Regions from separate parts of the Homo sapiens genome. Here region 2 is linked to region 1. Evidence: read pairs that join two places in POLR2A ChIA-PET (ENCODE). Cell type or tissue: PC-9. All regions are shown on one strand.

Evidence for each region. ChIA-PET counts read pairs that join two places held together with the same protein. Peaks named below come from ENCODE experiments on the same cell type or tissue, not always from the same donor. Only the 100,000 strongest peaks of a DNase experiment are listed, where the experiment ranks them.
Region 2: POLR2A ChIA-PET joins it to region 1 with 5 read pairs; 2 of 35 experiments call an interaction of 5 or more read pairs at or near these places.

Annotation. Positions count from the first base shown.
Region 1 is chr10:100,509,718-100,512,217 of GRCh38, reverse strand. The region is part of intron 3 of SEC31B (SEC31 homolog B, COPII component); the gene reads left to right. Among named protein-coding and RNA genes, the nearest start is that of SEC31B, 8.9 kb to the left of the region's middle. In PC-9, no CTCF peak of the experiment used is centred here; DNase peaks (open chromatin) are centred at 987 and 1,497.
Region 2 is chr10:100,851,638-100,854,137 of GRCh38, reverse strand. No RefSeq gene overlaps it. Among named protein-coding and RNA genes, the nearest start is that of SLF2, 60 kb to the left of the region's middle. In PC-9, no CTCF peak of the experiment used is centred here; no DNase peak of the experiment used is centred here; H3K27me3 peaks cover 1,184 bases.

The DNA.
Region 1 (2,500 bases):
AGTAACATGGAGAAAGTAGAGGATCTGTCTTCTGTCATTCTACCTTTATCTCAATTCTAGTTACTTGGGGAGCACTGTGTCCTCTCTTTGGGGGCCTTCTGTAAGGGACAACATCAAGCAGAAAAAAATCATTTGTGTACTTCTCTCAGTTTTCCTGTTCTCAAGACTTGCCTTCTTTCTAGAGGCATTAAGATAATAGAGCATGGGTTAGTTGTTGGATAGACCTGAGTTTATATCCCAGCTCTGCTACTTGCTGTCCTCTTGGACACTTTAACTTCTCTGAACCTTTTTTTCCCACTGTAAATTGAGGATTCATAGTAGATGCGTAGGCATTCAGAAAAGTAGCTTTCCTCTCAAACAACCAATGCTCCATTCATTCTCCAGCTTGGAGTACTGCCTTAATCACTCTGTTTGACTTCTAGGGAGGCTTGAGTTTCCCAAGTTATTTTGGCTTGAATGTGGACAAACTCTTTTCACTTTAGTTCACTAACATGAAGCTAGGATTTTTTTTGAAAAGAATCTTACTAAGAAAATGAAATAATCCAAACCAAAGGAATGAATAAATCATGGAAACAATTTATACAGCAGATATTTCTTTCTTTTTTAAAAAAATAGACATAGGGTCTCACTTTATTGACCAGGCTGGCTTCCATCTCCTGGGCACAAGTGATCCTCCTGCCCCAGCCTCCTGAGTAGCTGGGATTATAGGTGTGAGCCACTGTGCCCAGCTAGACCACCCTTTTTGTTTTTCAACTTCTTATTTTTTAAAAATCCAAACTTACAGGAAAGTTGCAGAATAGTACGCACCCACCCATCTCTTGTTCCCGTTTTCATTTGCAGAGTAGAGATGGGAACACTCCCTGAGCACCCTGAACCATCAAGTCTCCTTCCTCACTTAACTCCACCTAGGTGTTAAGCCCATTCGCCCAGGTTTGCTCTCTATCACAACCTATTCAGGCGCCAGCTTTACCCTTGCTAGTGATGTGGTTAACCACAGAAATGTGCTTTCTATATGCATACAGAAAGAAAATCATTTTGTCACACCCTGTATGTGGCAAACTGAAGTAACTGCCACTCTGAAGTAACTGCCCTCTTTTCCAGCCCTTTGGTGACTCCCCCTTGAGGTCTCAGGTACCTTTTACTGTGCTCTGTATGTCATGTGTTCCGACCATGCTGAGGTCGCTGCACCCTCTGCATCTTCATGTGGGTTTTTCACTGCACATACCCTCCGCTGGTTCCTGTGTGACCTACTGTGGGCTTCTCTAGCTACTCAGTTGACATGCCCTCTACCCCTGCTGAGCTCCAGTCCCTGGATGACATGGCAGCCTCTTCAGCCTGTATGGAAAAACATCCTTCTGCTGTATTAAGATCATTGCAACCTTAGAAAACAGCCTTTCTGGCAGTAGCCTCTTAGCTAGCATTGTGTTGGCTCTGCTGTTTTGCTTCAGATGCTGACCTGGTCTGAGCTGGTTCTCCATACTTTGCTTCTGACCAGTTGGCTCTGCTCCAGTGACTGGCCTAACAAGTTCCTGCCTATCACCTACTCAGTTGCTTTGCTGACTGTTCGCAGGGAATATTTCTTTGCAGTTGGAGATCTTGTAACCTCATTTGGCGTGATATCTGGCTTCTCCAAAGGGCTGTGGAAATGTCCTTGGCTAGCAGCTATGAAGTGAGAGACAGACCACCTATGAGGCTTCAGGGATTTCACATGTCTTCCGTAGGGGCTTTGCAGAGGACCCAAACTTGTCTAGAAGGGATCCAGGGATCCAAAGGGATCTTTTTCTCTGGGGCAAGACATTGGCATTATCTTGTTAGAAGCATCCTCAGAAATCCAGAAAAGTATTTCCTGAGTGGGAGTGTATCCTTTCATGCCTCTGTCTCCAGGTCTGGCCCTTTGCAGCCACATGGCCACTCCAGTGGGCCAGCCACATGGGAGAGGCATGGGGTGGGGAGGCCATTGGGTCTTTTCTCATTTCCAGTTTGAGAGTGAATTGTTGGTCTAGGGAGCCTGCTTCTAATAGTTACAGAAGAGTTTGAATCTTTCTCTCAATAGGAGACAGTATTTTATGATGTTAAGAGCTCAGGCTCTGGAATAAGATGGGCCTGACTTTGAACCTTGACCCTGCTACTTCCTAGCATTTATCCTAAAATGGGGATAAAATTACTACCTCTGTGTATAGAAATTTTATAACTTCTTTGTGCCTCAGTTTTCTCAATTGAAAATGGAAATAATAGTAATACTTCATGAGGTTGTTAAATGTTCAGACAGCTAATACACCTAGAGCACTTAAAACAGTGTCTGATACATAGCAAGTATTCAGTCAGTGTAAGTGGTTGCTATTATTACCTGACTATTTGAGTTGTGAGGATTATGTGAAGTAATCTATTTGAAGTATATATCACCAGCCTATATAACCCCAATGTTAACTTAAAAATGTACATATATATGTATATATATACACCTCCACACAACTCAGAGGCAGTGGCTTCCTGGCTTCTG
Region 2 (2,500 bases), 340 kb before region 1:
GATAGGGCCATGGTGAGGGTGAGGGGTTGAGGGGCCCGGGGCACAGAAGCATATGATGGGACAGGGTGCAACAGTACAAGATGGGGGGCTTGCTCTAGGCTCCTGTCCCCTTAGGATAATTCAGGATAACCACCCACCACTGAGCTTTGGGTAGGGGCTGCAGCAGCTGGCAGGGCTCTCTGTCTGGGCAGGAGGGCAGCACCACAGACTCCCCAATTCAGGAGGGCTTCCTGGAGAAGAATCTTGGAAAGAGGAAAGAAAACCCAGCGGGTGGGCACGAGCTGAGCAATGCTTCTCCTATGCCTTCAGCACCTGCCTGGGACAGGGAGGAGAGCATGTGGGGGTCAAGGCAGAGCCTTGTGGGGCATGGTGTGGGCACACATATATGTACCCATGTACTGAGCCCAAAGAACCTATGCATGTCAATAGGAAGACTTACCACTTCCATTAATTTCTGTTTGATGCCTCAAAGAAGATGAAATTGATGTCCCTAATCTCATCTGCTGCCCCTCTATGTACTTTATCCTTACCTATGTACATCATTCATTCATTCGAGATAGTGGAGAGCTGCCCTAGTTCTACTGCAAACTTTTTGACCCCACAAGGTACACCCCTTCCCCTCTCTGGGCCTCAGTTGGCTGCTCTGTAAATGAAAGAGAGGGACCAGGTGGTCAGCCCTGATATGTGATGATGCAGAGATGCTGCCCGTCTTTCTCGACACCTGCAGCCTGCCTGGTGGCTCTGGGTGGATGGAGGGCCTTCTCAGAGCAGGCCCAAGGACCATGTGTTCCATGCTGTGTTGGATTCCTTCAGAACTGCCCACACCTACATCCTAGCGTTCTGGTAGCCAGTTGGCTTTGTGGACCCACATGAAGCTCCTGGGCATCAGAATTACCTGCTTTTTCTCATACGAGCCACAGCAGCCAGGCCTCCCTCACTGTGCACTAGGGCAATTGATTTGTAAAACAAATTCAGGACTTGACATTTATCCCTTAAATTTCATTATGTTAGTTTTGACCCATTATTCCAAGCTGCCTGTGAGGCCCTAATTTTGTCCTCTGCCATTTAACAAGTTTTACATCTTCTGATGATCTGGCGAGCCTGGAGGTCATTAACAAAAATAGGAACTAGGAACAGCTGAGGGTGGAGTCATGCATCAGAATCCTAGAAATTTCCTTTTGAGCTTACACTCATCTACTTTTTCAATACCTTTCTCCATTTTAACTAGTGGTTCTTGGTGAACCTACATTGGTTACTGCTGTGCATAAATGTTCTCTATTTAGTGCCCTTGCATTGTTAATGATGCATTTTCCAGAATGTAGACTCTATGAGGGCAAGAACCACATTTGCCTGGTTCACCACAGGATCTCCAGTGCCTGGCGATCTCTGTCTGAGATATAGACATAGAAGGTAGAGTACAGGCTGGCACGGTGGCTCACACCTGTAGTCCCAGCACTTTGGGACGCCGAGGCGGGTGGATCACCAGAGGTCAGGAGTTCGAGACCAGCCTGGTCAACATGGCGAAACCTCGTCTCTACTAAAAATACAAAAATTAGCCAGATGTGGTGGTGGGCGCCTGTAATCCCAGCTACTCAGGAGGCTGAGGGAGGAGAATTGCTTGAATCTGGTAGGTGGAGGTTGTGGTGAGCCAAGATTGCACCACTGCACCCCAGCCTGGGCAACAGAGTGAGACTCCTTCTCAAAAAAAAAAAAAAAAAAAAGAAGGTACAGAGTACAGGGTCATTGAGAGAATAATTGGCTCCTCTAGAGAAATGAGGATGGCAGTTGTGTTCTCATGGAGTGACTAGGAATGTCTGTGCGTGTGACAGCCCCAGTGCTTGCCTTCTGTTCTCTCACATCAGGCTTTGACAGGAAGTGATGAAGAGGAGAGGGAGATTTGGTGGAAATTTTTAAGCAAGTACTGAGGTACTTCAAGAGAGAAATGTGGTGTGTGTGTGTGTGTGTGTGTGTGTGAACTTTGGGGTCAGGAAGACCTGGATTTGCATTTTGCTTTAGTTATTTATTAGCTGCATGATTGGAGGTGATTGCTTATCATTTCAGAGCTTCGGGTTTTCATCTGTAAAATGGGGCAAATAATATCTAACCCCCCTCAGTTATAAGGATGAAATATAACTAGATGGACGGCGACTGGATGTGGTGGCTTACGCCTGTAATCCCAGCACTTTGGAAGGCCAAGGCAGGAGGAAGACTTGAGGCCAGGAGTTCAGGACCAGCCTGGGCAACATGACGAGACCCCATTTCTAAAAAAAAAAAAAAAAAAAAACAATAAAATAAAAATTTAAAAATAAAATAAAATAAATGATGGAGGAAGCCCCTAGCACGTGGCTTGGCATTGTGCCTAGGAATGATAGTCTCACCCTCTTTGCCCCCTCCCTCTTCCTTATGTGGACTGAAACTCTCAGGGAGAAAGAGAGGGAGCATGAGGAATGTTATTTGTGCTCCAAAGTATCTCTGTACAATTACGAAGATACTGTAAAGC